2 separate regions of the Homo sapiens genome follow, and region 2 is linked to region 1. Evidence: read pairs that join two places in POLR2A ChIA-PET (ENCODE). Cell type or tissue: A673. All regions are shown on one strand. Links, peaks and the distances in the headings refer to the core of each region. The heading gives the core; the rest is flanking DNA.

What was found. ChIA-PET counts read pairs that join two places held together with the same protein. Peaks named below come from ENCODE experiments on the same cell type or tissue, not always from the same donor. Only the 100,000 strongest peaks of a DNase experiment are listed, where the experiment ranks them.
Region 2: POLR2A ChIA-PET joins it to region 1 with 8 read pairs; 1 of 35 experiments calls an interaction of 5 or more read pairs at or near these places.

What each region holds. Positions count from the first base shown.
Region 1 is chr6:112,903,208-112,919,185 of GRCh38, reverse strand. It overlaps LOC107986635 (a long non-coding RNA gene), which reads right to left and starts at 6,747. Exons shown (of 3, transcript XR_001744307.1): 1 at 6,196-6,747. LOC105377950 (a long non-coding RNA gene) reads right to left here. Exons shown (of 4, transcript XR_942885.3): 4 at 11,731-15,978. In A673, for the core only: no CTCF peak of the experiment used is centred there; DNase peaks (open chromatin) are centred at 6,305, 6,625 and 7,025; H3K27ac peaks cover 393 bases.
Region 2 is chr6:112,844,416-112,860,393 of GRCh38, reverse strand. It overlaps LOC107986634 (a long non-coding RNA gene), which reads left to right and starts at 13,574. Exons shown (of 6, transcript XR_001744303.1): 1 at 13,574-13,632. RefSeq lists an enhancer at 681-1,182. In A673, for the core only: no CTCF peak of the experiment used is centred there; a DNase peak (open chromatin) is centred at 9,073.

The DNA of each region.
Region 1 (15,978 bases), core at 3,582-11,581:
AGAATGCAGAAGCCTCAGGAGCCGATGCAATCAACTGGAAGAAAGGGTGTCAGCAATGGAAGATGAAATGAATGAAATGAAGCGAGAAGGGAAGTTTAGAGAAAAAAGAATAAAAAGAAATGAGCAAAGCCTCCAAGAAATATGGGACTATGTGAAAAGACCAAATCTATGTCTGATTGGTGTACCTGAAAGTGATGGGGAGAATGGAACCAAGTTGGAAAACACTCTGCAGGATATTATCCAGGAGAACTTCCCCAATCTAGCAAGGCAGCCCAATGTTCAGATTCAGGACATACAGAGAACGCCACAAAGATACTCCTCGAGATGAGCAACTCCAAGACACATAATTGTCAGATTCACCAAAGTTGAAATGAAGGAAAAAATGTTAAGGGCAGCCAGAGAGAAAGGTCGGGTTACCCTCAAAGGGAAGCCCGTCAGACTAACAGCGGATCTCTCGGCAGAAACCCTACAAGCCAGAAGAGAGTGGGGGCCAATATTCAACATTCTTAAAGAAAAGAATTTTCAACACAGAATTTCATATCCAGCCAAGCTAAGCTTCATAAGTGAAGGAGAAATAAAATACTTTACAGACAAGCAAATGCTGAGAGATTTTGTCACCACCAGGCCTGCCCTAAAAGAGCTCCTGAAGGAAGCACTAAACATGGAAAGGAACAACCGGTACCAGCCGCTGCAAAATCGTGCCAAAATGTAAAGACCATCGAGACTAGGAAGAAACTGCATCAACTAACGAGCAAAATCACCAGCTAACATCATAATGACAGGATCAAATTCACACATAACAATATTAACTTTAAATGTCAATGGACTAAATTCTCCAATTAAAAGACACAGACTGGCAAATTGGATAAACAGTCAAGACCCATCAGTGTGCTGTATTCAGGAAACCCATCTCACGTGCAGAGACACACATAGGCTCAAAATAAAAGGATGGAGGAAGATCTACCAAGCAAATGGAAAACAAAAAAAGGCAGGGGTTGCAATCCTAGTCTCTGATAAAACAGACTTTAAACCAACAAAGATCAAAAGAGACAAAGAAGGCCATTACATAATGGTAAAGGGATCAATTCAACAAGAAGAGCTAACTATCCTAAATATATATGCACCCAATACAGGAGCACCCAGATTCATAAAGCAAGTCCTGAGTGACCTACAAAGAGACTTAGACTCCCACACAATAATAATGGGAGACTTTAACACCCCACTGTCAACATTAGACAGATCAACGAGACAGAAAGTCAACAAGGATACCCAGGAATTGAACTCAGCTCTGCACCAAGCAGACCTAATAGACATCTACAGAACTCTCCACCCCAAATCAACAGAATATACATTTTTTTCAGCACCACACCACACCTATTCCAAAATTGACCACATACTTGGAACTAAAGCTCTCCTCAGCAAATGTAAAAGAACAGAAATTATAACAAACTACCTCTCAGACCACAGTGCAATCAAACTAGAACTCAGGATTAAGAATCTCACTCAAAGCCGCTCAACTACATGGAAACTGAACAACCTGCTCCTGAATGACTACTGGGTACATAACGAAATGAAGGCAGAAATAAAGATGTTCTTTGAAACCAACGAGAACAAAGACACAACATACCAGAATCTCTGGGACACATTCAAAGCAGTGTGTAGAGGGAAATTTATAGCACTAAATGCCCACAAGAGAAAGCAGGAAAGATCCAAAATTGACACCCTAACATCACAATTAAAAGAACTAGAAAAGCAAGAGCAAACACATTCAAAAGCTAGCAGAAGGCAAGAAATAACTAAAATCAGAGCAGAACTGAAGGAAATAGAGACACAAAAAACCCTTCAAAAAATCAATGAATCCAGGAGCTGGTTTTTTGAAAGGATCAACAAAATTGATAGACCGCTAGCAAGACTAATAAAGAAAAAAAGAGAGAAGAATCAAATAGACACAATAAAAAATGATAAAGGGGATATCACCACCGATCCCACAGAAATACAAACTACCATCAGAGAATACTACAAACACCTCTACGCAAATAAACTAGAAAATCTAGAAGAAATGGATAAATTCCTCGACACATACACTCTCCCAAGACTAAACCAGGAAGAAGTTGAATCTCTTAATAGACCAATAACAGGAGCTGAAATTGTGGCAATAATCAATAGCTTACCAACCAAAAAGAGTCCAGGACCAGATGGATTCACAGCCGAATTCTACCAGAGGTACAAGGAGGAACTGGTACCATTCCTTCTAAAACTATTCCAATCAATAGAAAAAGAGGGAATCCTCCCTAACTCATTTTATGAGGCCAGCATCATTCTGATACCAAAGCCAGGCAGAGACACAACAAAAAAAGATAATTTTAGAACAATATCCTTGATGAACATTGATGCAAAAATCCTCAATAAAATACTGGCAAACCGAATCCAGCAGCACATCAAAAAGCTTATCCACCATGATCAAGTGGGCTTCATCCCTGGGATGCAAGGCTGGTTCAATATACACAAATCAATAAATGTAATCCAGCATATAAACAGAGCCAAAGACAAAAACCACATGATTATCTCAATAGATGCAGAAAAAGCCTTTGACGAAATTCAACAACGCTTCATGCTAAAAACTCTCAAGAAATTAGGTATTGATGGGACGTATTTCAAAATAATAAGAGCTATCTGTGACAAACCCACAGCCAATATCATACTGAATGGGCAAAAACTGGAAGCATTCCCTTTGAAAACTGGCACAAGACAGGGATGCCCTCTCTCACCACTCCTGTTCAACATAGTGTTGGAAGTTCTGGCCAGGGCAATTAGGCAAGAGAAGGAAATAAAGGGTATTCAATTAGGAAAAGAGGAAGTTGAATTGTCCCTGTTTGCAGACGACATGATTGTATATCTAGAAAACCCCATTGTCTCAGCCCAAAATCTCCTTAAGCTGATAAGCAACTTCAGCAAAGTCTCAGGATACAAAATCAATGTACAAAAATCACAAGCATTCTTATACACCAACAACAGACAAACAGAGAGCCAAATCATGAGTGAACTCCCATTCACAATTGCTTCAAAGAGAATAAAATACCTAGGAATCCAACTTACAAGGGATGTGAAGGACCTCTTCAAGGAGAACTACAAACCACTGCTCAAGGAAATAAAAGAGGATACAAACAAATGGAAGAACATTCCATGCTCATGGGTAGGAAGAATCAATATCGTGAAAATGGCCATACTGCCCAAGGTAATTTACAGATTCAATGCCATCCCCATCAAGCTACCAATGACTTTCTTCACAGAATTGGAAAAAACTACTTTAAAGTTCATATGGAACCAAAAAAGAGCCCGCATTGCCAAGTCAATCCTAAGCCAAAAGAACAAAGCTGGAGGCATCACACTACCTGACTTCAAACTATACTACAAGGCTACAGTAACCAAAACAGCATGGTACTGGTACCAAAACAGAGATATAGATCAATGGAACAGAACAGAGCCCTCAGATATAACGCCGCATACCTACAACTGTCTGATCTTTGACAAACCTGAGAAAAACAAGCAATGGGGAAAGGATTCCCTATTTAATAAATGGTGCTGGGAAAACTGACTAGCCATACGTAGAAAGCTGAAACTGGATCCCTTCCTTACACCTTATACAAAAATCAATTCAAGATGGATTAAAGATTTAAACGTTAGACCTAAAACCATAAAAACCCTAGAAGAAAACCTAGGCATTACCAGTCAGGACATAGGCATGGGCAAGACTTCATGTCCAAAACACCAAAAGCAATGGCAACAAAAGCCAAAATTGACAAATGGGATCTAATTAAACTAAAGAGCTTCTGCACAGCAAAAGAAACTACCATCAGAGTGAACAGGCAACCTACAAAATGGGAGAAAATTTTTGCAACCTACTCATCTGACAAAGGGCTAATATCCAGAATCTACAATGAACTCAAACAAATTTACAAGAAAAAAACAAACAACCCCATCAAAAAGTGGGCGAAGGACATGAACAGACACTTCTCAAAAGAAGACATTTATTCAGCCAAAAAACACATGAAAAAATGCTCATCATCACTGGCCATCAGAGAAATGCAAATCAAAACCACTATGAGATACCATCTCACACCAGTTAGAATGGCAATCATTAAAAAGTCAGGAAACAACAGGTGCTGGAGAGGATGTGGAGAAATAGGAACACTTTTACACTGTTGGTGGGAGTGTAAACTAGTTCAACCATTGTGGAAGTCAGTGTGGCGATTCCTCAGGGATCTAGAACTAGAAATACCATTTGACCCAGCCATCCCATTACTGGGTATATACCCAAAGGACTATAAATCATGCTGCTATAAAGACACACGCACATGTATGTTTATTGCGGCATTATTCACAATAGCAAAGACTTGGAACCAACCCAAATGTCCAACAATGATAGACTGGATTAAGAAAATGTGGCACATATACACCATGGAATACTATGCAGCCATAAAAAATGATGAGTTCATGTCCTTTGTAGGGACATGGATGAAATTGGAAATCATCATTCTCAGTAAACTATCACAAGGACAAAAAACCAAACACCGCATATTCTCACTCATAGGTGGGAATTGAACAATGAGATCACATGGACACAGGAAGGGGAATATCACACTCTGGGGACTGTGGTTGGGTCGGGGGAGGGGGGAGGGATAGCATTGGGAGATAAACCTAATGCTAGATGACGAGTTAGTGGGTGCAGCACACCAGCATGGCACATGTATACATATGTAACTAACCTGCACAATGTGCACATGTACCCTAAAACTTAAAGTATAATAAAAAAAAAAAAAGAATCACCCTTAATAAGTATATTTTACTGAATCACCAGAGAAATATTCTTCCTGTCACATGGCTTTTCCACACTTTTCCGTTTGAACTATTTCTTACATCTCTTTGCCTTTGAACTAAAAAAAAGCATAATCAAATATTTATAAATAATAGCAATGATATGCTAGGTAATATGTGTGGAGTGCACATAAACGCCCAACACTACTGTTTCATGTGTATTATCTTGTAAGGTCTTCACAATGAATGTATGAGGTCTTATTATTATTGTCATTTTTTAGATGGAGAAACTAAGGCACAGAGAATTTTGAAAACTTGTTCCAATGTATCTAGTAAGAAAAAGGGCTGACACTGAATCCCTGTGGAGTATGCTGTTAACCAACTGCACTTCACTTCCTCTAAAGCCAGCTGTCCAGAGCATGGCCATAGTGCCACACTCCCACTGATTATAACTGTCCACTTGGCTTGACTGGCCGTCTAACAATAATCTTCCGGTTATTTTTTACAGAATTCCATTTTTACCCATTCTAGTTTTTTTCTAAATATATTTTATATCAAAAACAAACTCTCATAAGCACAAAAAATGAAGGTTACTCGAGTCTGATTTCCTTCACACCCACAGGTGTGGTGAATGAACCTTCCATGTGCAGACGGTGAGTCAAAAGAAACATCTGTATATCGCTAATGTCTAGATTTGCTAAATTGGACTATAAACTAATTGAATCAACTACTAAACACATCTCCACTACTGAAACACCTACCTCATTCAGTTTTGTCACAGTTTGGTGGAGATAAGTGATTACCATTATGATGCCTTCACTACACTTCTGGAATTTCCATTTATATCTGAAAAACATTTCTTTGTGTTTCTTTTTAATTCTCCTTGGAGATGAATAGTCACATGTCAAAGGAAAGGGATTAAGTTTTGCATAAAGCCAAAATTCATTTAAACAAAAGGATAGAAAAAGGAATACTTTAGCACTATGGCCAAAGAAAGAGAGACAAAATAAGATAGAAAGGGAAAAGAAAGAGAGAAAGATAGCAAATGGAAAAAGAGAAAAAGAAAAAAATGTCTTCTCTGTATGGTTATAATAGATCCAGAATGTGATTCTGAAAAAAGAGTCACCAAGAACATTTTGAGTGGTATTAAATTGCATTCACTGTAATATGTGCGTAACCTCCACAGATGATAATGTCTAGAAAGTAAAAAGCAATTTGCTAAAGCTCTGAGAAAAAATACTCTCAATTTTATCTTATTTTACCTTTTTTTTTTTTTTTTTACAGGCACTAAGTAAAAACTCCTATGTCTTTGAATCTCCATAGAAGATCGTGAAATAGTGAAGAAAAGGAGTTTGTTGGAATGTGGACTTGTATTCAAACCTGTTTGTGTGCCCCCCTCTTGATTTCTTAAGCAGCCAAATGCCTCATTTCTGCATACTGTTATTCTTCCTTGGGCCTGCTGCTCTGGAATTTTTGACTCTAATCCAACTGCAACTGTGGAAAGAGAGTAGTTTTAATAATAGTGGAAACTTACTGTTATTATTCAAACTTTACATCATCCTGAAGCAAAAATATTTGTTTGTAAGATACAGCCTTTTGTAAGCCCACATTATCTAACACTCTATTCTTAGGTTCAATTAGCAAAAGCACTTGCTTTCTTTTCAGGGTTTTTCTCACCTTTCTCAGCTAGATCACTTCCTAAACTGTATTCTTCACCATCCTTCCCTCCTCCTAGCCAAATAATTTTAGTCTCAGGAAAGAACTCTTTGGGTTGTATTGTTTTATGGCAGGATCAGTTTTGCTAATTCTTCCTGAGCATTCTCAAAGTGTGGCTTTTTTCCAAAGCTGAAATGCAAAATAATGTGATTTCCGTGGTTTCCTGCATGATCCAATTTAAGGCATTTGGAGTGCTTATATTTTATAGCATTAAATGGTATTTCTTAAATTTTTAATTGAAATAATCCCTAAAAATTATTTGCATGGTCAGTAATAGATGTGGTCAATTAATGAGTACCATTATAAACATGTGGTTACGTAACCTCTAAACCCAAAGATTTATCACAAATAAATAAAGTAGAATCCAAATCCTATGAGAACAAATTACATGCCTCTAGTTTCCCTTTGGAAACAGCTGTACTGAATCAGGTGGATGATGAAGGCCAACTACACTTGGCTTTGAGAGTTGGCTTTAATTAGCATCCATGACTCTCACTAAAATTTATGAGGATAAACTTTCTTTGGACATAATGGTCCCTGCTGTTTTGTTATCTCATGCAATGCTCGTTGGCTTCCGTATTCAAAGTGCTGTAATATGCCCAGGGCCTGTGTAGAGAACATTGGTAGCATCTTCTTGCTAAGGCTTTTCAGGGTTGTAGGATATTTTCTCAGATATATTTAATAGCAAATTTCCACAGAATTTATGAATCATTAAATTAGATGTTTTCTTGCTAGGCAGAAGTAATGTGGGGAATCATTCTGAGTAAAATCCAACATTAAAAAATTTATTATGTGTATTTTCACAAACATTTATACCAGATGGCAGTTACTAAAGGCGATGTAGTTTTATTTATCATAAGTACTAGATAGGCTAAAGTTTTTCAGGTAGTCACCACTATCTGAAATTTGAGATAAACTTAAGCTCTGTGAGGTTCACTTTTATCCTGAAAAGAGGAAAGTCTTTGCAGACGGCTTCAAGACATGCACCTGGGATCCATGAACCGCAATAGTCGTATACTTTCCATTAATTGGCTCTACCTAGAAATTACCCGATGGTGCTCAAAAGATTGGCTGGGATTACTTAATAATCTATAGATGGAGGTGAGACCAAGTTTGATAGGAACCAGTGAAACTTGCTCAGATTATTCAAGAATGTTATAGAATGTGAAATTCCATTCAAACCTACTTTTCAATAGAATAACAGGCTCCATTGAGTAACACTGGCTTGTCAAATAATTTAATGTTTAGTTATTATTAAATTATTTTTTAAGAAAGTTAGAAATTTTCTGATTTGAAATGAAGTAACAATCAGAAGAACTTAAATCATACCAAATGGGCCACCATTTAATTAACTGATTCCATTTTCTTGTTTAACATTCTCATTAATTTACTTATGCCACTTTTGGAGGCCACTTTTAATTTCTATTGAACATGAATAAATGGATAAATGGGTATTTAACAAAGGCTATACGTAATTAGTAGCCTTTACCAATAAATTGCAAACAAGCACCTAACTGGACTTCTTTTCCCATCTCAAAGGAAAAAACCTAAATCACTTTACTCTGAGAAATAAAACTTCATCTGTGAATGTTTGGTTGGGATCTCAATATTTTGCCATTTATAAATAAGATCAGAGAAGCCAGGAGTATATCTTATTTTGATTATTTTCAAGTACAGCTGTTAATTTTGATAAATTTCTATTACAAATAACCATTGAAAATTTTGAAAATACGATTAAATGAAAAATATCCGTAATCGCCAAGGCATAACTACTCTTCATATTTTGGTATATAGCCACTCAGACGTTTTGCTGTATGCGTAACTGTATATAGAAGTATATATGCATTAATGTATAAATTATAGATCTATAAAATCAACAAAGCAATAAGGTAATTAAATGTATAATACAAAATATGGCATAATAAAACATTTTGAAATGAAAACAATTATAATTCTATACTACTACAATTGTTCCCACTTTTAATCTTACCTTCTGGTCTGTATTCATATTGCTACTTAATTATAATTATAAAATTCGTACTTCAACAACTACTTTGATAAGAAAATTGTAACTGCATTTCTGTTGTTTTAAGGGAATTATTTTTTACAAACATTCATTCCCAATTCATACAGGAAGTGAAAAACCACGGCATTTACCTCAGAGGCTTTTTGGGTGACAACTCAGTAGACTTATGAAAAGCAATAACATAAAAAATTCCAAATATCTGATTTCCATGTGGGAAGCAGCTGTTCTTTTTCATGCAATTGAAAGAAAATAAGAAAATCTGTGTGCTCTCTACTCTACCTGGCTTTCTCTGGCTCTGACCATTGAAATCTCATTCCAACTCAGAGGCATCTTTGAGGGTTGGTGATAATAAAGATGCACTTATTAATATTTATTTTGTGACAAGCACTGTGCTATGCAGTTTACAGGTATAACCTAATTTAATTCTCAGAACAGCATTTTAAAGACTAAGAAACTAAGGCTTAGAGAGGTCACATATCTGGTCCACAATCACACAAATAATAAAGGGTAGAGCCAGGATTTTTTTCTCCTTGATGCCAGAGCTTGATCACCAGCACTGTGTTATCCTGCATTCCTCTGGGTAGGTACATTCCACTGCTGATTGGGAGATTAGTAATTGGATGTCTTCTGCTGGAACCTCCATATCCTATCAATTGTCCTCCTATAGCTTGGGGTAAATACTTGTGGCTTTCAGAAAGTGGCCTAGCCTTGGGAAATCTACTCCTGGGAAAGCTCTTGACACACCTTTTTCCCCTAGTGATTCATTATTTTTTTTTTTATTATTATACTTTAAGTTCTAGGGTACATGTGCACAGCATGCAGGTTTGTTACATATGTATACATGTGCCATGTTGGTGTGCTGCACCCATTAACTCGTCATTTACATTAGATATATCTCCTAATGCTATCCCTCCCCCAGCACCCCCACCCCACAACAGGCCCCGGTGTGTGATGTTCCCCATCCTGTGTCCAGGTGTTCTCATTGTTCAATTCCCACCTATGAGTGAGAACATGCGGTATTTGGTTTTCTGTCCTTACGATAGTTTGCTGAGAATGATGCGTTTCCAGCTTCATCCTTGTCCCTACAAAGGGCATGAATTCATCCTTTTTTATGGCTGCATAGTATTCCATGGTGTATATGTGCCACATTTTCTTAATCCAGTCTATCATTGATGGACATTTGGGTTGGTTCCAAGTCTTTGCTATTGTGAATAGTGCCACAATAAACATACATGTGCGTGTGTCTTTATAGCAGCATGATTTATAATCCTTTAGGTATATACACAGTAATGGGATGGCTGGGTCAAATGGTATTTCTAGTTCTAGATCCTTGAGGAATTGCCACACTGTCTCCCACAATGGTTGAACTAGTTTACAGTCCCACCAGCAGTGTAAAAGTGTTCCTATTTCTCCACATCCTCTCCAGCACCTGTTGTTTCCTGACTTTTTAATGATCACCATTCTAACTGGTGTGAGATGGTATCTCATTGTGGTTTTGATTTGCACTTCTCTGATGGCTGATGACGATGAGCATTTTTTCATGTGTCTGTTGGCTGCATAAATGTCTTCTTTTGAGAAGTGTCTGTTCATATACTTCACCCACTTTTTGATGGGGTTGATTTTTTCTTGTAAATTTGTTTAAGTTCTTTGTAGATTCTGGATATTAGCCCTTTGTCAGATGGGTAGATTGCAAAAATTTTCTCCCATTCTGTAGGTTGCCTGTTCACTCTAATGGTAGTTTCTTTTGCTGTGCAGAAGCTCTTTAGTTTAATTAGATCCCATTTGTCAATTTTGGCTTTTGTTGCCATTGCTTTTGGTGTTTTAGACATGAAGTCCTTGCCCATGCCTACATCCTGAATGGTATTGCCTAGGTTTTCTTCTAGGGTTTTTATGGTTTTAGGTCTAACATTTAAGTCTTTAATCCATCTTGAATTAATTTTTGTGTCTTGGCTAAGTACCTTGAACTAATTCCCCATGCAGACTCAGTCATTATCTACTTCTACCTTATTTCTTCCCCCTAGATCTGTTTATGTCTTCCCTCAAATCAACCTGCATATACTTATCTCATCTTCAATTTCTTAGCCATTTGAGACATTTGAGGGGTCCTCAGAAATTTCCAAAGCGAGTCAGTTCCCCAAAAGCAGTCCATATAGTTTTCTAGTTGCTGAGGTCAACATTTTTGGAGTCGATTGCAACACAGTGAACACTTGAAAAAATGAATGGATTTCACCTCACACTTTTTGAAGTATAATCATTTTAGGATGCTACTCATTACTTCGGAAATAGAGTGCTCAATAATGCAAGCCATTTTTAAAATGATACTTAAAATTTAGCTGATATATTTTAATAATCCATGTTATATATTAACACTTGACCCCAGAACTGAATTCATCTCAAAATTATGAAATAATTATGGAAGTTAAATAATCAAATAGGCAATAAGACAAATAAAACAACTTATATATACATAAACACACACATATACATACATTTCACTTGTTTTGGTCTAGGTCAATTTCTGACTGTCAACATTCCATACCTTGGCTATGTAACATCTTATACAGAATGTTCAGAAGCAAAATAATGCAATTTTTGGCTTCCTATTTCCTTTTAGTTGTCCTGATTTCTGAGGTTTCTTCCCTGCCTGAGCTAGGCTATCGATAGTTTTTTAACCTATGATTACAAGGTCAAAAATCAATTTCCCCAAAGTGGCCGAAAATCGATTTGTTATTGTTTTAGATACCATATATAAGTGAACTCATGAAGCTTTAAAAATGTCAAATTCATATAAACAAAGTAGAATGATGGTTACCAGGGGCTGGAGAAAGGGAGATATGGGAAGATGCTGATCAAAAGGTATAAAGTTTTTGTTATTCAGGATAAATAAGTTCTGGAGATCTAATGTACAACAATGTGGCTATAGTTAACAATAATGTATCATATTGCATATGTGAAATTTGCTAAGAGGGTAGATCTTCAGTGCTCCTACCAGGTAAAAAAGTAACTATGTGAGATCATGAATGTGTTAATTAGCTTGACTGTAGTGAATATTTAACAATGTATGTATACATACATTGTATACATATATCAAATCATCAATTTGTACAACTTGAATATATGCAATTTTTAATTGTCATTCATACTTCAGTAAACTTGAAAAAAACATTTACTTGTTGTTTCTGGTAGCATTTTTTATTTTCTTCTAAGAATAATGCAAAAAAGTACCATGAAGAACAATAAGAGGTAAATAAAATCTCAAACCAAAGAATTATGTATATATTCATAAATTGAAACCTTATCAGAATTAAACATCCATTGACCATGTTGGTCTCTAATACTAATGTGAATCCCATCCAATCACATTTAGAAGATGTATCTAAGATCAAGTGGATCTTTTTAAAAATTTCACATAAAAGATGACTTAAATCAAATACTGATTAATACACAAAGAAAGGAAGAGACATGGGCAAATTTAAGGGCAAAAAAGAAATTTAGGGGGGTGGTGGTGGTTTATTATGACCAGAGATAAACCCATCTATTTACAGCTTTCAGGGAAAGAAAATATTTTTTTTCTGACCACAGCTGAAGAGAGATCCTGACAGAGCTTTCCTGCTCCCCATCTCCCATGTCATCAGCGTATTCTGGGAGAGGAATCTAAGGTGGTTTTCCAGCTAAGTAGTTACAGCTGTTTCCACAGTTTCAGTCAGATGGAGTTTCTGTGCATATTGACTTTGGCTGAAATCTTTCCCTGGAGCCCAGCAGCATAAGAGCATTTGCTCTGAGGCCTGGGACTCTGGACAAACATTCCAGAGTTTCTGAGTTCTTAACATTAACATTTGATGAATTCTTCTCTTAATTTCTTCTGGAGAAAAGTGAAAGATACTGGATGACCCCCTTTGCCCTGTGACAACCATAATATTTCCCCCACACAGAATTCTTATCCTTCTTTATATGTAGCGAAAAACCTGAAAAAATAATAATGTGCACAAACCACGCCAATTCATGAAACTATGCATTCTTTTAAATACGTTTCAACACATCTTGACAGTTTTCTGAAATACCAGACTCCTTTGAAGTTTTTTTTTTAAATGAAAGAGAAAAATAGGCTTTAAAACAAACCCTGAAACAATTGTGTCAAGGGCTCTGAGAAAATCTGAAATGTAGCTACAGAGTTAATTAAGGAGGTCAGCTGTCATAATCATACTGAGGTAGAATAGCACTTTTTAATGTTATTTTGTGAACCTTTCAAATATAGTAAATCTAATGCCTACTTTCAGTTACTTTCTATTGTGGGTCCTCATATTAATCATGAGAGGCAAAATTAAAGATTGATTCTTCAACATATGAGAAATTGAACAAAAAAAATTATAAAGACATCTTTAGGAAAAGGTTAATGTTTGTTAACTGGCTGGCATCAAATAGGTCCAAACACATAATGGATGAAACTTGCCTTCATTTGGTATAGTAATAGAGGCATATAGGTTTTGGTTTCTATTGCAGGATTTCAGTCATAAATAAGAGAGAACATTCTGACAAAGGTTATGGAATGATAACTTGGATAACAAACAGAACCTTAGAATCATTTGCCTAGCAAGTTCTAAAAGTGTGCTTTTAAAAATTATTTTAAAGAGTCAGCCAGGATAGTCAAGGTAGGTATTAAAATCATAATAAATAGCATTTCCAAGTTTCATCAAGTTCACTACTATAATTAGGTAAGGGTATATTAAAACATAAGATGGCTACCTGCATGGTAAATTTATTTTATATGCACACACATGCACAGATTGACAAATTTTATATATCAGTACAGTACCTTATATGCTTTTATGTCTGAATTCTTTAGAAAAGAAACTTTGTTAGGTCATAGCCTTTGTTTTTTATACTGATTTGTTAAAGCACATAGCAAATAACAGAATCTGTAACTATTTTATTTGCAACATTATTCTAAGGGTAAACAAATAAACTACACATTGTTAATATGACTGCTGTTGTTTATACCCCATCTATTTAAGGATAACTAACAGCTTATAAAGTTAACCAATCTTAACTTGGACAGCATAATGTGATGTCTAAAAGTGTGGTCTCAGGAGATAGGTTACCTGGGTTCAAGTCGCACCTCCTCCCTTTACTAGCTGCTTGACACTAGGCCAATTATTTATCCTCTATACCTCAGTTTCCTCATTTGTAAAGTGAGAATAAAAATTAGATCTAATTCCTAAACTTATAAGTATTCAATAAGTATTGTACTCATAAGTATTAAATTTGTATTTAATTTAAGATGCTTATATATAAAGCACCAGGTATATAATTCACTCTCAATAAAATAATAATAATTGTTGTCTTTCTATCACCATGCAACTCACCCCCTAATTAAGAAATCTCTTTTTTAACATCAATGTCTGTGATCAACTAATGTAATATTAAGTATTAAAAGTGACTTAACACTTTCTGGAAGACCCCAGGGCAGTGTTGGATAGCCTTAATGGTTAAAAGTATTATTTTTTGATTTAGGCAACATCTATTAGATTGGCGCAAAAGTAATTGCAGTTTTGCCATTAACAGCAACTACTTTTGCACCAATTTAATACTTTCCGAAATTTTCTAGCTATCCAGATCAATTCAGATCATTTCTACTTTCCTCACTGAAATGATCAAATACTTAAAGTCTTCTTTAATTCCATCTCAACCCCCATTCATACCTACTTTCATCCAGACCAAACACTTTGTGCACTCAGGTATTTCTCTTATTATATGATTTTTAACAGTCTCTCCCCATTTTAGTATCAAGGTTTGAAAACTCTTAATTTTTTCATCCCTGAGCCTAGCAGGTATATTTCTTTTCTCTGACTTCAACAGTTACTTACGTTGACACTGTTAACCTTTTGGCTATATTACTTGGGGTCAAATAAAACTCAGTGTTACCTTTCTTATAATTTCATTTTTATAAATCAGCCTCCCATAATTTTTTTCATTGTATTGATTTTGTTTAAGTGCATCGTCTCTAAGACTTCTGTTTTTAAAAGTGACAGAGTAGCTTGTATCAAACCAACTCACTGACCAAGAAAACCTGTAAAAGCTGGATAGAAAACAACAAAAATGACAACACAACATCCATGGTTGTTGCAAACATTAGCCATCAAAAAAGACAGCCCAACTTGAGAGGTCAGTAACACTAGGAGAAGAAAAATGTATTGAGGTGGGTGGGCACATTTTTCATCGCTTCTTTCTCTCCAGAACAGTAACAACCTGGAGCTTTAAGCAGTCCCACACGGTTATGGAAACAAAAATTCCAATTAAGAGCTATCAAAGCAGGCAAATCCTGGAGAACAAAGGAGCCACAGAGAAGTGAGTCTCGTATTTGGTATGCCTTTTCTTCCCAATTTCTTCACCCAATTTTTTAGGCTATGAAATGGGCCTAAACCAAAGCTTTAAAGAATTGAGAAGGGAATAAACCAAATGAAAAATGACTACTGAGAGGCCCAAAAGCCAAGCAGAGATTTTGGCATTTTACGGGACTGGGGAGGGAAAAAAAAAAGTGTCGTTTGACTTGGCCAAAGAAGAGGAGCCTTCCTTTGTAAATACCTTAGACCTTCAGTTAAGACCCCTAAAAGTCTATGATAGGGTGGGAGCAGACTGGAAATAAATCAATCTACATAGACCTTACAACACAGTGAACAATTATCTCACTTCTTAAACTGATTCAAGATAATCTCTAACATCAGAGCCTGTATAATTTTTTAAACAAAATATCTGTAATGCACTTGAATGGACATCTAGGATGAAATATATATAGATTGAAATAAGGAAAACCCAGAGAAAAATAGGCAACAGACAGGCTGTAGGCAAGAATGACATTAGAGTTAGATATATGGATTTTTAAATAACTAATAAGTAAAAAAAAAGATGTATAATTTAACCCCAAATTGAATATATACATATATATAAATCAAATGAAAATTTTAAAACTGAAAAAAAAATCTGTATCTGAAACTATAAAATCAATAGATAGACTAACAGCATGCTAGACACAGAAAAAGAAAGGATTAGTAAACTGGAAGATAGGTTACTAGGAAACATCGAGACCAACGGATGAAGACAAGAAAGAATGAAAAATAAATGTAAGCCAAAAACATGTGAAATACAGTTAGAGTGAAAAGATAAATACAAATACATTAATAGAAGCAAAAGAAGAGAATGCAGAAAATATAGGAAAGGAATATTTGAAGATAATCTGCATAAGAATTTTCTCAAATTTCAAGCTGCAGATTCAAGAAACTCTGTGACCCTCAAGCATTAACTGCCATGTCTAAGCACATCATGTTCACACTGATAAAAACCAAAGGTAAAGAGAAATTTCTTAAAATCAGCTCCATTCCCCAAATGAATTCCATATCACCATAAACGGACCAATAACAATATTG
Region 2 (15,978 bases), core at 5,041-13,040, 60 kb after region 1:
GTCTCTTCAACGTATGTGTCTTTTGTGTTTCAGCATGTGTTGTAATTTTTTTTTTGCAATTTGAACAGGATGAATTGGGTGAAAGAAACTGAGTTAAATAGACCTAAGTGTGAGGATTTAGGTTTATCTGGCTAGGAGTTAGGCTACATTTATTACTTGCCTGTAGCTGCAGATACTAGAAGCTAACATTTCCTTGAGTGTTCCTGTTTTTGTCTTTTCTATTGTCTTTGAGTTTCTCTAGAAACTCTAATTCTGGCCATTAAATTTTTTTAAAAAAATAATTAAATAATAGTTTCTGACATAGGAAAATACAACATGTATCCCCTTTATAACTAAAGGGAAACAAGTCCCATACTTTACTATCCATTATGCTTTTGCTTTTATGGTGCTGACTCTTAAGCATGTGCATGAAAAACTTAGGAAGAGACATTTTAAAAAGAACTCCATAGACCTTTTATGATTGATATTTTATGTGTCCCCCTGTTCTCTTTCTATGTGTTAAAATTTGTGGTGTTATTTCTTCTCTCTCTCTTTCCCTTTCTGCCTCTCTCTCTCTCTCTCTTTCCTTTCTCTCATTAAGACATAAATAAATGGGTTGCCAGAATTTCCTAGTTTAACCATTTTCAAAATTTATGCTGCTAAGAGTACCTGGTAAAGAATTCTCAACAGCAATAAGATAAATTGTTTTACTCTAATTAGGTCTCAAATTACAACCTAAGTAATTCGCATTCTAGGTGAATATAAGTTAATGGACACTACAAGAAAATGAAACTCTATTTAAAATTTAGCACAGCAGAATATAACTCTCTTTTCATTTCTCACTTATTAAACCATCAATTAATTTCCCTTAACACTCAGGACTCAGCATGGACAAGACTGGGTAATTTCAGGCAAACCTAGAGAGTAGAAAGATAATCACTTCCCACTGAGGGCTTTAAATGTTCACCAGGGCCCTGCTGTGTTTAATGCAGACCCAGTGCCCTGACCAGAGGATGGCTTTTTTGTTCCCATATTATGTTTTAAATCACTCATCTATATGGTTTTTAGTACTATGAACAAAATGAAATTTTCACCTATGAATTCAGGTCTTCTGGAATTTGTGCAAATATGCAATTACAAAAAAGAAAAGTCATTTTTTTTCTATCAACTTGGAATTATTGGCAAAGGATTTTCTAAACCATTATAAAATGTATTTCCAACTAGAAGTCAGCTAACTTGACTCACCTTGAACAGCTCCAGTAACGATCAAACTTTCTTTCTCACCAAGCAGCACATTTCCTGTGGACAAATTTTATAAAGATTGATCCAGTTTGTTTCATTTTAACTTCCATACATTACCCTTCTTTTCTTTTGTTTCTAGCTTCTAGTATCTCATATGGCAGCCTTTTAGAAAATAATATTTGTCATAGTCAACACCCATTAGCACAATGAATCTACTTTTCACAATAAGTATCCCAGTTCTCTTCATGGTACCTCATATTACATGCTTGTTTTATTCTGTCTTGTTCCCTCCTGAAGTGAAGTGCGGCACTCAGAAACGGACCTAGGAATCTGTGAAATCAATGGGCAAATTTGAGATTACATACACTACATTCTGCTTCTTCTTTGTATTTGAAACCTACTCAAAGACTGATCACCTCCTTGGCTAAATAATACCCAGTGGCAGAGAGTCAGGAAAATTACAACAGGAAGATGAGACCATGTTTGACATCTTATCTCTCTAAATCTTCCTTTTTCATGTCCCTCTGGATGCTTCCAGCCCATTAAAATTTTCATTTCTGTGTCCTATTGCAGCAGAAACCCAATCTCCTCTGTAGAATGTGGGTTAGTGTTGAGATAATTAGAAAAGTTAATCTCTCAGGCTTAGCTGGCAATGTTTCTCTGTCAGCATCAACCATAGAGCTGTGCACAAATTAGATGCTGTATACATTGCTTTAAATAAATGTCTTAACTTATGTAAAGTGCACATGTACTCAGAAAGCACTTAAAGGATGGCTAAAGAGGGAATATTCCAATTTGAAAAACACAGAGTTCCAAGCCACCTCTAGGACTGATATGTAGAAAGGACAGACATTTTCTAAACCAGTGCTATTCAAAATGTGGTTGCCTAATAGATATAGCAGCAGCATCTAGAAATTTAGTAGAAATGAAGACCCAAGGCCCCTCTCCAGACCTGAATCACAATCTCAAAGGACGGAACCCAGAATTTTGTACAGAAAAATTTTATGCAAGATACAATTTGAGAAGATGCTTCTCAACCACTGTCCAGTCTCTTTCTCTGTCCCCTTCATGAGGCTCTGGCTTCCTATTGACTTGGCATCAAACATGGTAACCTGAAAGAAGTGTGTGTTATTTTTAGCATTGTGTGTCTATAGTATTCACCATCTTCAATGTTAGCCTTAACTTCCACTTTCTTCTAAAGAACCTTCTCCCCGTTTACTGTTTGTGGTCACATCCCACAATTAATTACCTTCACACACACATTTGCAACATTATTCAAACTTGAATGCCAATTGTATCCTTCTTCATCTGTCAGGAATATATTAATATTTTAAAATAAATCCTAAAAACCCACCTTCTCCTTGACTTTCCTGACATACCTAGAAACCACACCGAGAAACAGATCTATTTTTGTATACCCTCATATCACATCATTCACAAATCTCTTGTGATCACTGCCACATTTTGCCATGTGTAATAAGTGTTCCTAGAAAGCAGAGACGGGGGCAAAATTGTGTATGCTAATAGTTAACCAGATCAGATAATCATAAAGAAGCAGAGGTAAGGAGAAAAGGGAGGAAGATATAGGGAAAGAGAAGAAATTAAACTCAAGAGAGTGAATTCCTGACATGGGTACTGCTTGTTATCAAGTACAACTAATTGGTTTTTCTTGAGGAATCATCCTCATAGAGCCCATATAAATGGTGCATCTCAGGACTCTGTGCAGAGTGCAGAACCGAGAAATAATTATATGCTGGCTGCTGTCTTCCACTGGTCAAAAGTTTGTTCTATGATGTGCTAATGCCCTCTTTCTTCTCAATTGCATTTGAGTCATTCTCTCTGCAGCTTGAAGTTTAGCACTAACAGGAAAGCTCAAGGATGGGAGGTGAAAGGGAGCAGTGAGGACAGTACCCAAGCACTGTCAGGTTCTGTCCATAAGAGATTAGTCTGAGCCCATTCAAAGCTGGCCGACTTCATGGCAATTGGCAATCAAAGGTGGATGAAGGTCCAGAAAGAGGTCATGCTGAGAGGATGTAAAGTGGTACTTAAAGATGTCTGATAGAAATTGTGTGCATCTCTGGCTTATCTGTCCATGGAGACCATTCTTGAGGTTAGACTTGGCATTTCATATTTTCACAGCGTCTAGTGTTTATTTTAAACATCAAAGGTCCTCCCTGAATGTGCTGCAGAAATGCAAGACTACCAGTGGCTTAAAAATGTTTGCTTAATTAATTGCACTGTAATTAATCAATTCTCTCTACATCAGGTATTTACAGCATAGAAACTTACTCTATAAGGCAAGATTCTTTACCTGTATTTTTTCACTGTGTTTCCCAAGAATCTAGAACAATACTTGGTACATAATGGGTATTCAAAAAAATTTGTTGAATGAACGAATCTCATCAAATTCCAAAGAAGAGAAGCACATGGTCTTGAACATACTCATAATTTGAAGAAGCCATTAATATCAATCATTAGAAAAGGTGAAAGGGGCATCTGTGACCTTGTCAGTTTTTCCCAGCTGTAAAACAGGAATAATTATAGGGCAGTGGAATTCACTATTATACAAAATTGGAAGCTTCTAGTTTAATTGTGCAGGACACTTGACCATAATAAGCCTTAGTCTCCTCATAGCCCTTATCTGTTAACTAGATTACATACTGTAGACTAGTTTTTTTTTTTTTTTTTAACAGAAGTTAACATGAGACTCCAGAACAGTACTGGCCATCAACATCCAGCTGTCAGATGTGAGAAGAAAGAGAGTACATGATAACAGGAAGGCTTTACAGGGTATATACCATGTCTGCTATATTTCTCTGGCCAAAACTCGGCCACATGACCACACTTAATAGCAAGGGAGGTTGGCAGATATAGTTTCACTATTTGTCTGGACTGAAAGAAAAAATGCTTAGTGAATAAATAGCTAATTTAAGCCACCAGAATTAAATAGTAGATTTCACATTGGCTTCTTCCTGTCTGTGAAGTTTGTGGGATACATTTTTGCAAAGACATTCCATGCGTTCCATGTAATTTCTGATATAAGGTAATCTACTTGGAGGGAGGTGATAAGGAAGCTCAGAGTAAGTTTTCATTGCATAGGTGTATGTGTCAGGCTATAATATTTAAAGCATATGGAGGTCTTTTTCAGATTTGGACAGAAGTGGGGGAGCACAAAGGAAGTGTGGTTATTCTAGGATCCACTATCAGACTTTCTTTGCAATTAAAAAATCTCCATATGCATGCCAGCTATTTTCATTTTGTGGGCAGTTGGGAGATGACTGCAGTGTCCTGGTACTGCGGCGAACAACCTGAATCCACAAAAGTTAGGGTGATCAATTGATCTGCAGTGCCAGCTTTGGCATATCTCCAGTAACCGCTTTGTTATATTTATAGTACTTTATTTTACAAGTATTGTTAATAACAACAATGGTTCTCACTTAGTACATTAACTGGTAGTGCCACCTAGATTTAATGACAAAATGGCAAATTAATTCATATTACATTTCGTTAAGGAATATGAGATAAATCCATGAATGAAGTGAAATTAAGCTTTTCTGGCTCATCATATTTAATTTTAGAAAGTCATAACTTTATTTTATTCTAGGTGAAATGATTGATAAGTAATTGTTTTTCTGACATACAAAATTTAGATTCAAAAGTACCACATTTTCATTTATTATGTTGTAATTATTTTGTATTAGAAACACCTTTAAATAATTATAGAGGCATTCATAAATCAATGAATGTTATGTACAGAGGGATTGCAAATTTATTATCACTACAGCATCTTACTAACAAAATGCAAATTAAATTAATAATTAAGAGTTTAGTTTTCATATTTAGACTCCCTCAGACAAATATTCTTTTAGTGTTTTGAAATTTTTAGATTATGAATGATGTGTAGAGTAAGTTTTAGACTACCCATTTTCTTAAAGGTAGGTCCCTTGCTTTTTCTATAAAACCCTTCCAAACCTGCCTTGGAAACTCCACTTTTTATACAGTTCACAGATGATTCCTATGATTTATAACTCAGTAACACAAATATCTTTAGAGGCATTGCTCATATGGATGCATATTTTAAACTCTAACCTTATGTTCCTTTCTATGTTTTCTTTTAGAAGGCGGAAGAGGAAAAATTTCAAACAAACATTTTAATAACAATATATTTTTAGGAACCACTCATCTTCTGCTTTTAGGGATTTATTTTTTTCCCTCTTTCACAGACCCCTCCCACCATAACATCTGCTCCCTCCACCTCCCCACTCCAATCAGCTCAACCAGTTATATTAAAATAAAAAGAAATTTATCACTAGATTTCTCTGGGTAGAAGCGAGGTCCCTGCTCCCTTGAGAAATGGAGCACTCTAACTCTACTCATCTTCACTCTTTGGCCACCAAGAATTCCATTGTCTGTTGTGTCAGACGCAAAACACAATCATGGTGATAGGGATCATCTAACGTATGAAAACTTTAACAGAATATATTAAAAATTAAACTATTCTGCCCTCATATCCTCGTCTCATTTACTTCATGTATTTAGTATTACACTTCAATTTTCTAAGTTGCAAAATAAGTACCCAGAGTATGGATGTGTCATATACTTTTCTTTTTTTAAAAAAATTGAGTATTTAATAAGTGTGCAGTCACCAGTAGTTGAATTGAACAGTTGTTAAATTGAGTAAATTTTTTCATGATTGTTTCAGTTTCTGTAAACCCTTTGGTAGCAATTTGTTTTTCCTATTGCAAAACAATACTCTGTATAGACTAAAACTACTTTAGGGTATATATTCTTATACTATTCACATGATGATAAGCTTGACAGATCAGCTGATATTGATTTGTTATAAAGTATTGAAAGAAATTTTCTTCTGTTTAAAAATTAATAAGGTGGTGTACTGGAAATATTTCCTCCAATATTAAAACATTGTTGTAGGCAGCATGAGGACATGAGTTCTTTGTAGCCCCAAATACTTTTACTTTAGAAAAGATGCCTGTGCTATGAAGAATCATCCTTTCAGCACTGCCTGTTAATTCCAATCTCACAGAATTAACATCAAGTACAGATTCTGTTTATATTTCTCTATAGGATTTTATGTGATTGTGAGAAGAAAGATAAAAAATTATTTTGCAAAGCGTGTTTTATTTCAAGTTCTGGATGAAAGTAAATCCAATCATTTTGATTACAAATATTTTCAAATAAATTTGAAATAGAAAACAGTCTAATATTCCTCCATATATGTACAAACAAAAAAGTGTCATGAACTTAGTGTAATAGCTGGAGGTCTTCACTAGAGGAAAGAAATTTTAATTAAAAATAAACTACTTTAATTCGTCTATTATTCACAACTGTTTATAAAACTATTGTGTCCCAGGAACTATACTAGACATAGGAATTATAAAATTTAAAGAGCTAGTCCAACTTTTAAGATTAAGGTGTAAGTAGGAAAAGGAGACACATAAGAAAACAAATTATAGCCCAGTATAACTGCAGGAGTAAAGACATGTCCAGAGCACTTGGAGACAGCATGGAGGACAAGCATATAAGCCTGCCTTGGAGTCAAAGTTTTAAGACTGGAGAAGTGATTATAACTTTCAGAAGGTTTCCAAGTGGACTAGTCCATGCATAGGTGAGAAGGAATATTCTAAGCAAATGGAGCAGCCAGTGTAAAGGTAGGAGGGAGCAAGACATGTTTAAGCAAATAAAGTTAGCTCAATTTTGCTGGGGGCAAAGGGTGGTGGTGGTATGCATTGAGGCTGGAAATGATGTTTGAACAACCTTGCATTTCAAACGACTGCTCCCACTGACATAAGTAATTCTTGCAGAGCTGTGAACATAGATACCTTATAATCACTGTGTGTAAGTGGGTATGCGTGCTTTAAAAATATCAGCTGGGAGGCAGTGCAGAGAATGGGTTGGGGAGTTGTAGGAGTGGAAAGATTATGCACAGGGTGAGTTACATTGAGGCCATTATAGTTATCAAGAGCAGGAGAATAGAGATGTTTAGAAGGTTGAATTGAAAGGGCTTGTTGATTGCACAGATGTGAGTAGAATAGAAAAGCGAGTATGAAATGACCGCTAGGTTCATACATGAGGTTAACAGGGTACATGGTGGTGCTATCACAGAGAGAAATAATGCAGATCTAGAAGCATGTGTGTGTGTGTACCTTTGTTGGAGGGTATGGATACAATATATGACAAAATCTTAAAACATGGTTAAATGGTTTTCAGGATTTCAACTTTTTTTCTACAATGTATATGGTTTTGATAGCTTTTAAGCTCCAAATTAAACACATCCCCTTCACTCCCATACCAGGAAGAGTTCCGTCATTATTTCATCCTGTATCTAGGATAGCCTATATGCCTATCAATTCAGAACCATCTGTGTATGATAAAGCTATCGCTTCCAATCCTGCACGTCTCTCTTGTTTCACCTAACCCTTTCTTGTCAACCATTTTCATCACTGTCATTGCTGTCTTGTCTCTAATCTCTAACTCTTTAAAAGAACACGGCTTCAAATTCCTCTTTCCAAATTTCTCCTGGTTCTCCTTTCATGATAGTCAAATAATATCAGTTAAAAGAACAGAAATATTTTCCCAACTTAGGGCATTTATACTTTCAGCTGATGAAACTCTAACGGGCATCTCTTTTTTTTTTTATCTAAAGCTTTACAGGTTGCCTACTTTCCCTCCTTCCCCTTTTTTGGGTATGAACATATTTCAGGGTTTTATCTTTCCTCTCTGTTCCTCTATCTCTTTATTCACAGAAAAATTTATGAAGTGAGAACTGAATTTAAATTTCTTAATTCAAATTCAGCCTCTGCTGAGCTTAACTTTTGTTCAAATGTTTATCCTGCAAGGCACAATGTTTAATACCTCAGACCCAAGTTTTCTGCTGTATTTAAAAGGGGATAACACATATTTGTAGAGTGTTGAGAGAATTAAAGGAAATGCTGTATATATAAAGCACTTAGTATAGTTCCTGACAAGTGGTAAGTAGGACATATATGTTAGTTTTATTACAAATATTGTTATAAATATTACTAGACACTTCAAGTCAAATAATTAGGAAATTTTCTGGTTGCTACACTTAGGTATAGTTTAGACTGATAATCTTAAGAGAGAGTGCTTTTTCATTTTTCATTTTAAGATTAACATTTGTTTGAGTTTGCTCAAAATAAGTGACATATTATATTTCTTTAAATAGTGAAAACACTTGTAAAAACAAAACTGTAATAGGTTAATTTGAACCAGTTTTCTAATTTCCATGAGTATTTTTATTATGTTTTCATTTCTCATAATCATATGGTCATAGAAAGAACAATCTGAGAGTTAACCAAATTAATAGTACCCATAAAAATTGTTAATTTGATGATGTGCTGATTTTATTATTAATAGTTTTTAATAAAATACTCTCCAATGGATAGTAACACATTGCCTATAATTTTATGAAAATAATGCAATGCTCAGAAAACACACTGGCATTTTCTTTTGATTACAAATCAGTGGGGTACCCTATAACTCAATAAAAAGTTTTGTGGAATTCATGTTTCATATGTTTGGATGTGCAACAAATACAATATTGATTTGTTGCCTACAGCGAATCATAATAACAAATACCAAAGGAAAAATGAAACTACTTGTCTCATTTGTATTTCACTTCTTATATAAAGAAAAATAGCATTTGCATTAAAAAATAGAAAATAAGCATTAGTAATGTGGAATGGAAGTCCTTAAAGATAAGAATATTATAAAGTACAGGCTGTTGGGCTAAAACGTTATCTCTGACTAGAACAAATGGTGTCATGGAAAATTACTGTAGTCTTAAGGAGATTCACATATGAGATAGCTGAACCACTGCCAAGAATATCTAAAGAACATACAGAACAGGAAAATCACCATAAATCTTAATAATGGACAAACAGAAATTTTCACCATAAAATTGAAATAAATACTGTTTTTTTCCTGCAAAGTTGTATTCACAGAATGGTTGTTTAGTTCTTAGAAAACTGCATAAATTTACTAATGTCATATCATTGTCTACTAGTCTTTTATAAAAAAATAAGGCAAAATCTGGTCATCAAGGAAATTCTATCAATATAGTTACATACAATCTCTAAATTTTACCGTGGAATTTATAAAAACTCTTGCTGTAGCCTTATAAATAATAAGAAATAATATATTCTTCGGAATAATTAGATTTTAATAATAATAGTAATCAAAACCGATAATGGGTCAATCAATTTAGTAAATGGAGGCTCTGTCTACAAATTTGTTTTATTCAATAGTTTATTCTTTAAAATTGTCATCAAGGTAATATGTAAATATTTAAGTTCTCATAGTACAAAGTAGTTTATGCTTACAAGCAGTAGTTCCTACCCCATCTCTCCCCACTGCAAACACACTCCCTGGAAGCAATAATCTGTGATTTCAGTGTTTAAATTAATTGCCTCAATTTTCTCTAAATGATTGTTCATAGTACCACTTCTTGATGTTTTAACTTTAGCCATCATTTATTGCTTATTATGCTGTGGCTGTAAAGATTTAGCTTACTTAAAAATCTGCTTCATCCTCACCTCTTCTTAATAAAGTTACAGCACTACTTTACTTTTTATGTCTTTAAAGAATATTCTTTAAACCAAGGATTGACAAACCATGGCCTGTAGGCAAAATCCAGCTTGCTGCCAGTTCTTGTAAATAGAGTTTTATTGAAACACTGCCTTATCCATCTGTTTAGGGTTCTGTATGGATAATTTCATACCACAATGCCTGGCCTGAGTAGTTGCAACAGAAACCGTATCACTTGCGAAGCCTACAGTATTTACTATCTGGCCTTCTAAAGGAAAAATTTTGCTAACCTCTCATTTAAACTTCTGTTTTTTTAAGTTTTTGTTTGTTTTTCAATTTTAGACAGTATATACCATCCCTTTATTGCTAGATAAGTATATCAATACCCATAATCATTTCTTTACTTCTCATACTTCTTCCACGCACCAACTTGCATGAGCCATAGTTTGACTTTTGTATTGTCAAGATTGATGACATTTAAATTCTACTCCATTATTATGACAAAACTTCATAATTCATCTGTGAATTGAACCTAAAAGTTAAAAACCAATACTTTTTTACATTATTATTGTGTGCATAATGCCCCATACATACTTCAGTAAATACATACTTCAATATCTACTTCAATGAGATTTCTACTCTGCCACTCAAGAAAGCATATGCAAATAAATTCTCCTTTGTGACATTCCAATAGCTGGTCAAAGGTATGCCATTTACTTTAAGTATAATCCATGATTGTGGTAGATATTATTCTAAGATGACCCCCAAGATCCTCAGGTCCTGGTGTATAGACTTTGAATAATCCCCAGTACAATGAGGGTGATGGCTGTCAGTTCTGCGATTAGATTATGTTATATGGCACAACTGACATTAAGAAAGGGAAATTATCTGGGTGGACTTGGCTTCATCATGAGCCCCTTACATCTAGATTTTGATTTCAGATACGAAAGAAGCAGAGCAAGAAGTCAGAGACACGTGTTCCTGCTGACCTAGGAAAAAGCAAACAGCTACATTGTGAAGGGCCAGTGAGGAGGGGCATCCTCTAGGGGCTGAGAGCTATCCCCTGCTGACAGCTGACAGCCAATAAGAAAACAGGGACCTCAGTCTTATAAGCACAAATAAACAAATCTAGCTTGGAAAAAAACAAACAACAAAACAAACAAACAAAAAATTTAAATGAGTTTGGAAGGGGATTCTCCCCTATGGCCTTCAAACAAAAACTTAGTTCTACCGACACCTTGATTTTAGCCTTGTGATATCCTGAGCAAAGAACCTACCCTGTTCCAGATGTCCCACCCACAGAACTGTGAGATAATAAATGAATAGTATTTTAAGAAGCAGAGTTTGTGATAATTTGTTACATAGCAATAGATAATTATTCCAACACTCATGAACTGAGTTTGGAGAGTTGAAGAATCCCTGAAGACAGTCAGGATATTTTTCTTTATCCTTTTGAGGTGGTCTTAAGATATGACCACAAACACTTTGATGCTCATCCTACAAAAGGTTGGGTTTAATTTCTCTCCACTTGAATATGGGCTGATGTTCGTGACTTGCTCCTAATGAATTTAATGTAACCTAAGTGATGCTGTGTGACTTTCAAGGTTGGTTAAAAAGTGATAGATGTCAAAAAACAGAAATAGCCAAAATGTCTTTCAGCAGGATAATGGACAAAAAGTACAGATTTATACTTTGGAATGTTGTTTCATGATCAAATCAAATAAGCTATTAATTAATCCATACAACAACATGGATGAATCGTAAGTACATATTCCCAAGTGAAAAAAAAATCAGTCCTGTGAGGCTGCATACCATATGATTGCATTGAAATGATACTCTGGAAAAGGGAAAACCATAGAGATGAAAATCTATCAATGGCACCAGCGCCTTTGGGAAGGGAGAATGTTGACTAAGATGAGTTGAAGAACTGAAGATGTTTTTATGACTAAGGAATGAATCAAAATGATACTGTTTGACCCCTCCTTTTCTCAAAATCCATAGGACTTCAAGGACTAAGAATAAAGCTTAATAGATGAATTTAAAAAAAAATCAACCAGGAATACAGGAGATCCCAGGATAGAATGCAGACTGTGTCAAAATAATCTAACTGTATTACAAACGTGTGATATAATCTCACTGAAAAGGGTGGAGAAAATAAGTATTCAGCTAAATAACTTTGGAAATGACTGAAAACTGGAAGAATAAAGACCAGGAAACTATACATAAGCATTGGATTGTTGCTGCTAAAGTTGTTTGTCATGGGAGTACAGGTTAAGAATTCTGAAATTCTGCACATATATACTAGAATTGAACAATAAGTAAATAGATGGCAGGTGGTAGAAGCCAGGTTTTTTCTGTTGGAGTTAGCAGTTACAGAGAAGCAAGGAGGAAAGGCTGGAATGAAGCATAAGGTACCAGACTAGAATCAGAGATATTTGTAGGGACTTGTGTCTAGCTTAATATAGATATTGATAGATATATAAAAGCAAAATTATATATATGTGTGTATATATATACATATGTATATATAATACACGTGTTAGTATGCATACATATATTTCCTTGCTCCATTTGCTGAGAAAGCCTAAAAGCAATGAGTACTCCAGCGTTCAGACAGTTTCTAACTCCATTCTCCAATAAAAGTAAGCAGGGCTCCTTTGAGAAATGTTTGGTTCTAGAGCTGGGAGGGAAAGTGTACAAGATGAACCTGGAGTATGTTGATGTGCTAAAATTTAGGGTATTGCTCAAAAAACAAAACAATGGCGGTAATTCAAAGGAACACTTTCTAACTGAAAAAATGCTTAATGGTCAAAGCTGAAACAATGTGAGCAACAAAATGAATAAGATATTGAATTATAACCCAAAGTACAAAATAAATATCTGTGAGTCTGTACCACTACGATTGAAAACTAAATGAGAGAGAAGACAGAAATCTTCCATAGAGAAAAATGCCAAATAATTTAGGTAGATACTGCACCCTCAGGGAAGCAGAGCATGAGTTCTTCCTCACATATGGGCTGTGCTTAGTGACTTGTGTCCACATAATATAGTATAGAAAGGAGGGAAATAAAATAACTTTACAACAGAGAAATCTGAAAAACAATACTTTAGTGAGGTGAACAAGGTTAACATCATCAGTGAGAAGATAAGTTCTCTTGCTGTATTATATTGGGAATGGCACTTCACCTCTGTGGTCTTCCTCTCTACACAAACATAACCCTGGTCTTAACATGAGAAAAATATCAGATGAACTCAAGATGAAGGACATTCTGCAAAATACTACCAGTAATCGTCAAAAGATGTTAGAGAAAAAGGAATACAATCTAAATAAATGATGGTGTTTCTTTAATAATAATATATCAATATTGGTTGAGGAGTTATGATGAATATAATGGATTAATTTAAGATGTTAGCAATGGGGTAAATGAATGCAGGGTATGTAGGGACCCCGTACTATCTTTCTAACTTTTCTGTTAATCTTAATTCTAAGACAAAATGTGTATTAGAAAAGAAAAATGGTAGCGTTTCTGTCTGCCTCTTTCTCTCTCTTTCTCTCTCTCTCTCTCTTTCTCTCTGGATATGTACCTTAGGAGGCCTGAGTTAACATGTAAGATGTCTAACTATCCCGAAGCCACTATGCTGGAAGGATCACATGGAGAGACCACATAGAGATACAAAGATGCCTGAGGAAACCCAGCTGTTCAGCACAGATGTTTTTTAGTTTTCCCGTTGCCCAGGCATGCGAGTGAGTGAGCTTTCCAAAGACTTTAACCCCAGCCTTTGAGCTGCCAGAGCTGACATGAAGTAGAACAGAGATGAGCTGAGCTTTGCCCCACCTGCAGATGTGTGAGTAAAATTAATGTTGCTGTTGTTTGAAGCCATGTTTTTTAAAATTTAGTTTTTACACTGACAAACAAAAATTGTATCTATTAGTGCACAACATGATGCACACATGATGTTTTGATATATGTATACATTGTGGAATGGCTACATCAAGCTGTTTCACATATTAATGAAGTCTCGAAATCTTGAAGTGGTCTGCCACACAGCACTAGATAAATGGAACACTCCTGTTTTCTAAGATTTTACAATGATACCTCTAGAAAGCATTTCTTAAGTATTACTCATTTTGTTCAATATTTGTTCAATATTTCAAAGTATTCAATTTTGGCTCAATTTTTTAAAGTATTACTCATTTTGTTCAATATTTGTCAAGCTCTTTTAGTTTAAGCATATCTACCATAGCTCTGGAAATATTCTTGTACTTTTTAAAAATAATTTTATCTCCATTTCATGTATGCTCCCTTCTCAGAAAACTAATTCAGTGCTGAGTGTCTTAAATGAATACCTTGTCATTGTTATCTTTTTCCTATGATTATGTGTTTTAATATATATTTGAGGAATTCCTTTGACTTCATCTTCTAACAATTTTTCAATTACTAATTTTGTAATTAGTAATTATTTCTTTTCCCTTGATCCTTAATTTGGTGAGTAATGCTACTCTTTTATTTTATGAATTTTATATATATATATATATATACACACACACACATACACATCTTTCTAAGAATAAATTGCCCTTCTACTTCTTACATTACTTTTGTTTTCTTTCACATTTTAAAATGATACAATAAAATATTTGCTTGATACCACTCTGTTCATAAATGAGTTTTATTGACAGGTTGCTTTTGCCAAACAGGATACAGAGCTGAGTGTCAGTCACTGTGCTTAAAATTTTCTAAATGCCAGAATATACTAGTTGCCCCATTTCTTGCTAGGCAGCTAAATTTATTCTGAGACTGATTTTCCTTTGGCTGTTTACTTAGTTGTATATATTTGCTTTGGTAGTTAATACCTGGCTTCTGGATTAGAGATGGAGAATTATTACAAACATAGGAACTTAATTATTCTTTCTCTTTCAGACCCACTTTTCACTCCAATCATCTGGGGTCACTTGCATTATTGCCAGGGGCAGCCTAGTTTCCCCTTTACCTGCAGCCCCCTCTGGATTCCATCAACTCATCTGTTTTTCATCTTTCAGAGATATTTTAAGTGTCTGCTGATGTCTCACTTTCTATTATGCTTATGGTTGTAGGATTAGATCATTTTCATTCATTTAACATCATTATAATGGCTATCAATGGATAGGAAATAAAAGTGTTCACTCTTGAATTAGAAGTTGACAACTTTATTACTGATCCAGGAAAGGATATTAATAAGATAAGATTTAAATGTTTATAGTGCATGAAATTGAAAAGGAAAGCTGAAGAGTAAAAGCCAATTGTAAAGGCTAAATTCATTGCCAGGTATTATTATTATTACTGTTATTTTTGTTGCAATTGCTCTCATCATCATCATCATTATTCCAGATACATATTTATTTGCTATAAGACAACCCAACTACTTTTCACTGTGTCCTCTGTTGCCATCCTAGTCTAAGTCACCATTATTTCTCACCTGGATTACTCCAAATGCCTAGTAAATGCTTCCATGCTTTTCCTATTATCCAGTGAAAACATGGTTATCAGAGTAATCTTTTAAAAATAAAAATCAGATCATAAAATGCTCCAATTGGTTTGCCAATCTCTTAGAATAGAACCAAAATCTTGTAATGAGCTATAAGCCTATATAACATACATCCTGCCTACAGTTTGACTTCATCTCATATTTCTCTTCTTTCTTATTTCCTATGCTCCAGACATTTTATCATTTGCTTTAATCACACTAGTTTTGGTTTAATTCCTTCAACTTGCCAAAGCTTGTCCCTAGAGCACCCTTTACATGGATGGCTTTTGCTCACCATTTGTCTCACATCCAGCCCCTTCCCATACCTGAGAGGCCTTCTTGACTACTGTACCTTATTAGAGCCTCCCTCCCAGTTAATCTATGTAAATCTTGATCATTTTTTAGTCTATATCTCTATGGACATTCTAGACATTCTATATTTATATATTTGATTACATGTTTAGCATTCATCTCCCTCAGAAGAATGTAGGTTACCTGAGGAAAGGGATCTTTATTTTCATTGTACAGAACCATGGTCCTGATACCTAATAGGGACTCAGCATAACTGGTTGAATGATAGGTATTGCATCTCTTCTTATGAAAAGTATACAGACTTTGAAAGTTTAAATAACACCCAAGTTCACACATCTGGTTAATGATAGAATTGAAGTCAATCCAAGTATTTAG